Linked DNA regions of Homo sapiens: region 2 is linked to region 1. A link is a contact called in ENCODE Hi-C or POLR2A ChIA-PET data. All regions are on one chromosome and are shown on one strand. Each heading gives the region's core, a stretch centred on a gene start or an enhancer-like site at or near the end of the contact. The rest is flanking DNA. Distances are from core to core; before and after follow the strand shown.

Region 1 (5,459 bases), core at 421-2,920:
TCTCGAACTCCTGAACTCAGGTGATCCTCCCGCCTCAGCCTCCCAAAGTTTTGGGATTACAGGCGTGAGCCACCACGCCCAGCAGTGACTGTTAATTTTGTGTACTGATTTTACGTGTCATCTTGACTGGACTAAGGGATATTAGCTGGTAGAACATTATTTCTGGGTGTGCCTTTGAGGGTGTTTCTGGAAGAGTTAACGTTTGAATCAGTAGACTGAGAGCAAAGAAGATCCACCTTCATCTATGTGAGTGGGCAGCATCCAGTCCATTGAGGGCTTGAATAAAAAGGCAGAGGAAGGGTGAATTCTCTCTGTCCTTGAGCTGGGACATCTATTTTCTCCTCCCCTTGGACATCGGAGCTCCTGGTTCTTGAACCGGTTTCCCTCCCCAACCCCACTCTCAGGCCTTCCACTGGGGACTAAATTACGCTACCGGCTTTCCTGGTTCTCAGCTTGCAGACAGTTTATCATTGGACTTCTTGGCCTTTGTAATCGCATGAGCCAACGCCCGTAATAAATTTCCTCTTACGTTATCTATATATATCCTATTGGTTCTGTTTCTCTGGAGAATCCTGACAAATACAACAATAATGCTTATCATTTAAATATTTATATTATCATAATTATTGTGTTTATAACAATATTTATTAAGCACTTGCTATATGACAGATATTGTATCAGTGTGGTACATGCATTTTGTCTTTAACTCCTCACAACCGCTCAACGAGGTAGGTCCCTTGATTATCCTCATTTTATTTATTTATTTATTTTTAATAGAGAAGAGGTCTCACTATGTTGTCCAGGCTGGTCTTGAACTCCTGGGCTCAAGCGATCCTCCCACCTTGGCCTCCCAAAGTGCTGGGATTACAGGCGTGAGCCACTGTGCTGGGCCTATCCTCATTTTATTTACAAGAAGACTGAAGCTTAGAGGTGTGAAGTGATTTCCCCAAGGACACACACCTGTTTTCCCACAGTTTCTAGCTCTGGATAGGTCTCAGTAACATACATTTTCCCCACTTTCCACTACAGCCACAGCATAGGGTTGTGCATTTTAGGATCTGCACAAAAAGGGAGGACAGAGGAGTGGGGCTGAGACCCAGCCTGGAGATGTTTGCCGCAATATTTTATTTTGCTGGTTCTAGCTTTCTTAGAGAACTCTTAGGATCTTCTGTTTGACTTGAGCCCTGGGCTGCTCCAGTTTACACTCCTCAGATCTCTAAATTTATTTATTTATTTATTTATTTTTTGAGACCAGCTCTGACTGTTGCCCAGGCTGGGGTGCAGTGGCGCCATCTCGACTCAGTGCAACCTCTGCCTCGTGGGTTCAAACCTCAGCTCCTGCCTCAGCCTCCTGAGCAGCTGGGATTATAGATGTGCACCACCACGCCCGGCTAATTTTTGTATTTTTAGTAGAGACGGGGTTTCACCCTGTTGGCCAGGCTGATCTCGAACTCCAGGCCTCATGTGATCCACCTGCCTCTGCCTCCCAAAGTGTTGGGATTACCGGCGTGAGCCACGACGCCCGGCCAAATCTCTAATTTCTAACCTTCCAATCTTCCAGTCGTTTCTTCCCACCTCCGATAGGAAGGAGAGGTGGGCTGCAGGGCAGGAAGAAAAGGCCCAGCTCCCTTCCCCACCAGTTGCTCCTTTAGACCGACTCCAGGTGAGCAGTAAATCAGGCTGGCTGGTGCTCTGGCGGCACCTAGTGGTCCTCTGCGGCAGCACACCATGATGACAGCTTGACAAGACGAATTAAAAGCCCCTTTCTCCAGGAGCTGCTAGCGAGATGAAACGGGCATAGAGGCAGATAAAGCACTGTGGGAACCCAGCGAGGGAGCAGTCGTGGTTTCTGGGGAGTTAGAACTTAGAATTTGGATTCAGCTAGACTTGGATCCTGGTTCTACCACATACTGACTGTGACCTTGGGCAAGTCATTTCATCTCTTTAAGCCTCAGTTTCCTCATTTGTGAGATGGGGAGAATAGTGTCTCTTGATGACCATGAAGTACTTAGCACAGTGCCCAGAACGCTTTGGATATTTGTTTTCGGCAGAAGGGAACTTCGTTTTGTTTGTTTGAGATGTAGTTTCGCTCTTTCGCCCAGGCTGGAGTGCAGTGTCGCAATGTCTGCTCACTGCAACCTCTGCCTTCCGGTTTCAAGCGATTCTTCTGCCTCAGCCTCCCAAGTAGCTGGGAATACAGGCGCCCGCCACCACACCCGGTTAATTGGCAGAAGGAACTTTGTAAGAAAGGCAGGGAGTGGGATGAATGTTCAGAAAACAGAGTAGGTGACAGATGATCCCCCTTCCCTGCTAGAGAAGAGCAAACACAGCTGGTCAGTCCCGTGGAGCAAGTTGGGGCAGGGGCTGAGTCTCTTAATTACAGCACAGTGAGACGACCTAGAACCCCTTCCTGGAAACAGCTGCCCATTCTGGGCTGAGCCAGAGTGCTAAACAGGTTTGCTCACCTGGCCTCTGGCTGCCCTCTTATGCCTGGCAGAAAATACCAACCATCAGCTTCCCACAGGTGCTTCTCTCTCCAGCTAGAACAGAGCAACTCCAAACTCCTCAGAATTGCCAATCCTGACCCTGGTTTCATCTGACCTCCCACTTGTTCCATCTGATTCCTTCCCAGTGCTGGTCCAACACTGATAAGCTTTAGTGTCCGCTTACATGAACTACACTCTCCTGGCTTTCCTCCTACCTCTCCAGCTGTTCTTTCTCAGGCCCCTTGCAGATTTCTTTTCTCTGCACACCCTTACTTAGCACTCTACAAGGTCCTGTCCTATCTTCTTATTCTTTATACTCTTCCTGGGCCATCTTATCCATCGGGTTGACTTTAACTGCTGCCTATATGTTTTCCTGAGTCTCAGACCTGCTTATCCAACTGCTTCTCAGATGTTCCACAGGCACCACCAAACTGACATGTCCCAAATGAAATTATCTTCTTGCCCACAAACCTGTTCCTCTTCCTGTGTGGCCTACACAGCCAGTGGTCCCACCCTCTGCCCTATTGCATAAGCCAAAACTATGGATGTCATCCTGGAGAAGAGACTTCCCTCTCTCCTCCCCGAGAAATATTATCGCCTTGTCCCAGTGACTATACCTCATAGGTGTTTAATCCATCCACCTCTCTCCATCCCCACTGCACCTACCTTATTCAGCATACCATCCTCTTTTGCTTGGGGGTATTGCAACTGCCTCTTATTTTAACTCCTTGCTTCCAGTTTTGCTCCATTGTTTTTCCTCTGTGTTCCTTTCTGGAGGCTCAAGGAGATAACTCATTGCCCAGCCTTTCCCACCTTCTAGAGGCTTCCCACATTTCTTGGTTTCCCCTTCCTCCATCTTCAAAACCAACAAAGTTACATCTTACTGACCATACTATAGTAAAATCTCCCTGTGCTTCTCTCTTCTGTCTTCCCCTTCCACTTTTTTTTTTTTTTTTGATGGAGTTTCACTCTTGTTGCCCAGGCTGAAGTACAATGGTGTGATCTCGCCTCACTGCAACCTCCGCCTCCCAGGTTCAAGTGATTCCCCTGCCTCAGCCTCCTGAGTAGCTGGGATTACAGGTGCTTGCCACCACGTCTGGATAATTTTGTATTTTTAGTAGAGACGGGGTTTCACCGTGTTGGCCAAGCTGGTCTTGAACTCCTGACCTCAAGTGATCTGCCTGCGTCAGCCTCCCAAAGTGCTGGGACTACAGGCATGAGCCACCACGCCCGGCCCCCTTTCCACTTTTAAGGACCTTGTGATTATATTGGGCCTATTAGGTAATGTAGGATAATCTCCCTGTCTCATAATCCTTAATTTAATCAATTCTTCAAAGTCCCTTTTTGCCATGTAATGTAACAGATTCACAGGTTCTGGAGGCATCTTTGGTAGATCATTATTCTGCCTACCACAGACCATTCTCTGGCCCCAGTATTCATACCTGTCTCACGAACAAAATGCATTCACCTTATTCCAAGGTCCCTAAAAATCTCAGCCCATTAAAGTATCAACTCAAAGTTCAAAGTCTCATTTAAATCTCATTAGCTCAAGAGTTTCAGATTTATCATGGATATTATCTAAATTAGGTTTTGGATGAGACTCAGCATAATCTATCCTGGGGCAAAGTTTCTCTCCACCTGTGGACGTGTGAAACTAGAAAATAAGCTTCTGCTTCCAAAATACGATACTGGGTCTAGCATAGGATAACACTAATAGACATTCCCATGTAAAAAGAGAGAAAGGAAGAAATAGAGGAGTCACTAGTCCCAAGCAATTTCAAAATTAAGTTAGACAAACTCCATTAGGTTTCAAAGCCTGGAAATAATACTTTGCAGCTCAAAGCTCTGCCCTCTGGGATCACAGCTCTGTCCTCTTAGTCATTCTTCCTTTTTCATGAAAGGTTCAGCACATGGCTGCAGCTGGGTGGTTTTATCAACTTGTTTCCTGCCTGTAGAATTTGGGGGATCTTATAGCCTTCTTTCATTTCATACCCTCTCTATCCTGTACAGTCCAAGCTCAAGTGTTTCTGCTGGTATAAAATTCTCAAGAACCCCGTGGATCTCTCATGTATGTCACTCCATTAGACAAAATGCTCCTTTGCAGATCTTCGCTTGATAAGCCCGTTTCTATTTCTGTCTTCTGTTGAGGTAGCTGAGGGGATATATGAGTCTCACACTTAATCTCTTCAAAAAACCTCTTATGTGACAGAATACTCTGAACTTTTTTTTTTTTTTGACAGTGTCTTGCTCTATTGCCCAGGCTGGAATTCAGTGGTGCAACCACAGTTCACTGCAGCCTTGACTCTCCAGGCTCAAACAATCCTCCCACCTCAGTCTCCCAAATAGCTGAGACTACAGGCAAGCACCACCTACCCAGCTAATTTTTGTTGTTGTTGTTGTTGTTGTTGTTGTTATCTGTAGAAATGAGGTCTCCCTATGTTTCCTCAAGCTGACCTTGAGCTCCTGGGCTCCAGCGATCCTCCCTTCTCAACCTCCTAAAGTGCTGGGATTACAGGCCTGATACTCTGACCTTTTGATCTTTCTGAGGTATTAGCAAAAGGTTGTCCAGCCACGTTCTTGGCTTTTTCTCTAAAGCACACTTTCCTGACAGTGAATTTCATCATTTTAACGTCTTTTGCATCTGAATAGGCTGAGAATTCCCCCAATCATCAAGTTCTGTTTCATTTTTTGTTAAACATTTCTCTCAAATTATCTGTTTCCTCTCACATTTTACTGTAAGCAGCAAGAAGAAACCAGACCACACCCTTCAACACTGCCTGGAAATCTCCTTAGCTAACTACCCAATTTCATTGTTTTTTTGTTGTTGTTGTTTTCTTTTTGAGACAGGGCCCCACTCTGTCACCCAGGTTGGAGTGCAGTGGCACGATCTCGGCTCACTGCAACCTCCACCTCTGGGGTTCAAGCAACTCTCCTGCCTTAGCCTCTCTAGTAGCTGGAACTACAGGTTCCTGC
Region 2 (5,440 bases), core at 1,591-4,090, 150 kb before region 1:
AGTGGCTCCTCATTTTTGAAATGGGCTGATAATAACTCCTAGCTCATGGAGTTGTGCATATTAAATAAGTTTAGTGGCCGTAAAGCTCTTAGGAAGTGCCTAACCCATACTATGTGCTCAGTAAATATAATTATTTCATTAGGAAAGTTAATCCTGAACTATGTGAAATTTAAATTGGAATGTATTCTTTAAACATTAAATGTGACCATCCTGAAAGAAATTCTCCTTTCTTGATAGTTTCAAGGAATAGTCAGAATGCTGCCAAGCTCCTTGAAACCATGTAGTGAGAAATGTAGAGAGAATTAAGGGTGAGGGGAGATTTTTTTTGCTTTGAAAATGTAGTCATGCTTATTAAAGAAAATTTGAGAAGTTTAGAAAAGTATAAAGATGACAAAAATTGCTCATATTCCTGCTACCTCAGTGCTAACCATGTAAGCATTTTAGTTAATTTCTTCTAGTCATTTTCCCCTTGGACATTAATTTTTTCAATGTACAGACATACGTGATTATAACACATATACAGAACTAGAGGTTATTTAGCCTAGAGAAGTGAACCAATGTAGCAGTCTAGATGAGGGATATTGGGGGCCTGGTTTAGGTGAATGGCTACAGAGATAAAGCATAGGGACAGGAGACAAAGATATTTCTGAGATAGAATCAACAAACTTTGGTGTGGTGGTTTCAAAGATAGTTTTTTAGCTCTGGCTCCTGAAAGGAGGCAGATGGAACATAGGAGGAAGAGCATATTTGCTGGGGAAGATGTTTGGTTTTGGACATGCTGAGTTTGAGATTTGAATAGGACATCCAGATGGAAATATGTAATAGGCAGTTGAGGTATATAGCAAGGACTTGAGAGAGTAATTTGAGGGTAATCTGCTTGGGATGTGAATGAGAGCACCGAATAGTCAAATATGGTGCGTAAGTGAGCTAATTTTTTACTTATATATCTGACCCCTTAGTATATATCATAGCCTTTCAAGGGCAGGAATAGAGTCTCCATCCTTACTTCCCAGCACAGTACAAAATAGTAGGTATTTGTGGAATGAGTTTACTGAAACAAAAGAGAGAGGTCATTAATTTGGTCACTGTAGAATGAACTTTAGGAGGTCATCTTTATCATTTATTGCCCCTTTTCTCTTCAGTTGTGATTTCAGTTCCTAAAGAAAAATAAGAGACCGTGGCTGGGTACAGTGGCTCACACCTGTAATCCCAGCACTTTGAGAGGCCAAGGTGGGAGGACCACTTGAGGCCCAGGAATTTGAGACCAGACTGGGCAGCAAAGAGACCCTGTCCCTACAAAAAAAAAGTTTTTTTTAATTGGCTGGGCATGGTGATGCACTTCTCCAGTCCTAGCTACTCAGGAGGCTGAGGTGGGTGGGAGAGAGGATCACTTGAGCCTAGGAGTTTGAGGTTATAGTGAGCTGTGATTGAACCACTGAACTCTAGCCGGGTTCAAGCAATTCTCCAGCCTCAGCCTCCCAAGTAGCTGGGACTAGAGGCATGCGCCACCACGCCCGGCTACTTTCTGTATTTTTAGTAGAGACAGGGTTTCACCATGTTGGCCAGGCTGGTCTGAACTCCTGACCTCAAGTGATACACCTGCCTCGGCCTCCCAAAGTGCTGGGATTACAGGCGTGAGCCACCTTGCCTAGTCCAGTTTTTTAAATGCAAGATTAGGTTGAAAGGATTACAGCCATCCTGTTATTTGGATGGCTGTAATCCTTTCAACCTAATCTTGCATTAAAAAAAAAAAAAAAAAAAAAAAAAAGCCGGGCGCAGTGGCTCCCAGCACTTTGGGAGGCCGAGGCGGGCAGGTCACGAGGTCAGGAGCTCGAGACCATCCTGGCTAACACGGTGAAACCCCGTCTCTACTAAAAATACAAAAAAAAAAAAAAAAAAAAAATTAGCCGGGCATGGTGGCGGGTGCCTGTAGTCCCAGCTACTTGGGAGGCTGAGGCAGGAGAATGGCGTGAACCTGGGAGGTGGAGCTTGCAGTGAGCCAAGATCGTGCCACTGCACTCTAGCCTGGGCTGACAGAGTGAGACTGTCTCAAAAAAAAAAAAAAAGCAAAAAAAAAAAAAAAAAAAAAACCACAAAGGCTGGATGCGAGGTGGCTTTTGCCTGTAATCCCAGCACTTGGGGAGGCCAAGGCAGGCGGATCACTTGAGGTCAAGAGTTCGAGACCAGCCTGGCCAAAATGGTGAAACCCCATCTCTACTAAAAACAGGAAAATTAACCGAGCCTGGTGGCGCACAGTTGTAATCCCAGCTACTCAGGAGCCTGAGGTGAAAGGATCCACTTGAATCTGGGAGGTGAAGGTTGCAGTGAGCCGAGATTTCACCACCGCACCCCAACCTGGGTGACAGAGTGAGACTTGATTAAAAAAACAAAAAGAAAGAAAGAAAATGCCTGGCTAGCCACAGTGGTTCATGCCTGTAGTCCCAGCTACTTGGGAGGCTGAAGTGGGAGGATCACCAGCAGTGATAGAATGAGACTCTATCTCAATTTAAAAAAAAAGTGATAATGAAGAAGATTGATTATTCCAGCCATTCTTCACATACCCAGAGTATGCTTATAGTGGGTATAAGAGATCTCACTACTTAATTTGAACCAACACATGAGGGGGTAAAGATTTAGGAATATAAAAAGTATAAATTAGTATAGAGCAAACTGGAAGTTCCTCAAGAGTATTGAATCTTTGAAATTGTGTAGCTTACAGAAGTCCTGGTGGAATGTCTGTCAGAAGCTATTAGATTGGTGGCAAGAGCGTTCTAAGTGGACAGGTGGATTGTGGAAAGACTAACCCCATCTGTATGCACTCTGTCCTTCTCTTTGCATACTTTAGTTAGCAGTTGGTTAATTTGCATGTGTGGTTTCAGCCATCATGTTGTATTGACTCATTCTGAAAGCTCTGTGAGGATAGGCCACATGTCTGCCCGCCCCCACTGCATCTAGCACTTTATGTGTGATAATCTATTGAAAAATATTTGTCAAATGAATAAAATGGTGAATGTATTCAGCAGACATTTAGTGAGACTTGAGAATGTCCTGTGGGGGTGGAAGTGGGTAGAGGAGTGGTAGGCCTATAAGGATTGATGAGACATAATGTCTGACTTTAAGGAACATAAATCTGGCACTAAATATAAATTTTTGAAACTCCTTAATTCTTAGATTAGCCAATGCAGACAGTAAGTAACTTACTGACCTAAACCAGAATTTTTTTGTAACATAGATTTTAATAAATTTCTTTGTTTTTTGTTTTTTGGTTTTTTTTTTTGAGACAGTCTTGCTGTGTCGCCAGGCTGGAGTGCAGTGGCGCAATCTTGGCTCACTGCAACCTCCGCCTCCCAGGTTCAAGCGATTTTCCTGCCTCAGCCTCCTGAGCAGCTGGGACTACAAGCGCGCGCCACCACGCCCATCTCTAATATTTGTATTTTTAGAGACGGGGTTTCACCCATGTTGGCCAGGATGGTCTCGATCTCTTGACTTTGTGATCCGTCCGCCTCGGCCTCCCAAAGTGCTGGGATTACAGGCGTGAGCCACAGCACCTGGCTGATTTTAATAAATTAGGTGAAATCTTAGTTATGTAACAGACACCCATTCTGCATTCTTTCTCTACTAATTCAGCTGGGAAGCAGGATTGCTTAGGGGTCAGTTTTATAATGTTACTCAGTTTTTTTATTTTATTAAAATTAGGGATTTGATTAAGTGGTGACATGTTGCTTTTCTGAAATTACAGAAGGGCATTTATCTAAAGTGACTGTGACCAAGTAGCAAGATACTTAATTGAGTAGGTCGGTATACTAAAAATAGCTCAACTGACTGTAATGATTCAGGTATGCAAAGATCAGATAATGCAATATATTAGTTAAGGGAACTTTTACTGTATATGGTATAATGGTCTATGGTATATTTCCTTGTAAGTTGTTTCTCTCTCTCTCTTTTTTTAAATGTTAAAGTAATCAAGATGATGCTAACAGTCAGTTACCAGAACTCATACAGGGACCATTTGTGTGGAAACTAAAGCTGCAGAAAATCCAGCAGAATCCTGCGCTACTATTGTAGTTATTTGTAGTTGTTTAGGCAGAAAAATCAAAGACAGGAAGTTAGGAATGTTTGAAGACATTATTCTAGGGTAATGAATTCAGATAAGATGTATTTCACTCATGTTAAAGCTATCCTCTGAAAATAAGACTTGCCTATAGAAGTATCCCCAACCAAAAGCCTATTAGGAACTCCCTAGCCCAGTCAGACAGAATGTGTATTCCAGGGAGAAGGCTGTATCCTGCTTATGTTAGACTGTACTACATACTTCACGTCTTAACTAGATATACCAATTAAGAATAGGCAAAACCTAATCAGTTGTCAGAAGGAAGATATATATGAACAAGAGAGAAAACAACTCCATGGAACTCAGAAGGAGAGTCCCCAAACATGAATTTGGCAGTGATTTTTCAACACTGTCCAGGGAGAACATAAGCCAGCTTTCCACCATCATTTGGACAAATTTTTAGTGATAGGACACATATAATTTATCAGGCTTTATTGTGGTTTCATTTTCTTTTGGTTTAGATTCAATACTCACCAGATAACTTCTCAGATGCCACAGTATGAGGAATAGGGTACCCTGTGTGGTAAGAGGACTATTCCCCCCATTGTAACCAAATAAACTGGCATTTGGCCTATATGGTAATTTTCTTCATAAACTTTATAAAAAATAAATATATATTTTGTTGAGGATACAGGGCTAGTGAAAAATAAAAATATCAATATAACATTAACCTTTTAGAAATTAGTTAGCATAAATTAACCCTTGGAAGCCTAATCAATTCCATGTGTCCAGAAAAAAAAAAAAGGATTTTATGGTGCTGTAGAACTGAGAGTCATATTCAGGAATAATTCATCTCTTGTTGTAGAAGGCAGGGATCATAGTCTTATTCTTATGTACCCAGTGCTTGGCACATGGTTGAAAACTCATTATTGAATTATAGAGATGGCAACTCCAGACCTATAGTGAGAACAACTAGACATTTTATGGCTCTACTCTTAGAATTATTCTGACATCAAAAGAGTAGTTCTGCCATTTCTTTAACTCAGCAGAAATCATTCATTAAGTGATGAAAATAGAAGCTTCTAAACAAACCAGAGCCTTAAAAGGCAAATAAAAGGTATATGCATCTGTTAGAAAAAAAATGGGAGAGCTATGTGGTGTGTTTGAGGACAAAGACAATCTGTTTCATTATTTTTATTTGTAAATAATTTTTAATTTTATTTTGTAGACCTTATTGCAATATGCAAGCAACAAGAATGCATCAGAACATATTGTGTATCTTCTGGAGGTATATCGACTTGCCATCCAAAGCTTTGCCAGTGCACGTCCATACTTAACTACTGAATGTGAAGATGTCCTCTTAGTGCTTGGCAGATTAGTACTGTAAGT

Evidence for each region. Hi-C counts contacts between places; a loop is a spot of excess contacts on that map. ChIA-PET counts read pairs that join two places held with the same protein, here RNA polymerase II (POLR2A). Pooled maps may share reads with other maps.
Region 2: a pooled map shows a loop between it and region 1 (2.8-fold over the local background). The contact joins two enhancer-like sites. A Hi-C loop is called at or near these places in 5 of 50 pooled maps. POLR2A ChIA-PET finds 5 or more read pairs at or near these places in 11 of 52 experiments (B cell, HEK293, IMR-90 and 8 more).

What each region holds. Positions count from the first base shown.
Region 1 is chr1:40,337,186-40,342,644 of GRCh38, forward strand. No RefSeq gene overlaps it. Among named protein-coding and RNA genes, the nearest start is that of COL9A2, 23 kb to the left of the region's middle. Within about 2 kb of position 1,671, at least 6 of the 41 ENCODE cell types and tissues checked have a DNase peak (open chromatin) inside an H3K27ac peak, as active enhancers do.
Region 2 is chr1:40,183,776-40,189,215 of GRCh38, forward strand. RLF (RLF zinc finger) reads left to right here. Exons shown (of 8, transcript NM_012421.4): 2 at 5,280-5,434. Among named protein-coding and RNA genes, the nearest start is that of RLF, 25 kb to the left of the region's middle. RefSeq lists a silencer at 2,771-2,960. Within about 2 kb of position 2,841, at least 2 of the 41 ENCODE cell types and tissues checked have a DNase peak (open chromatin) inside an H3K27ac peak, as active enhancers do.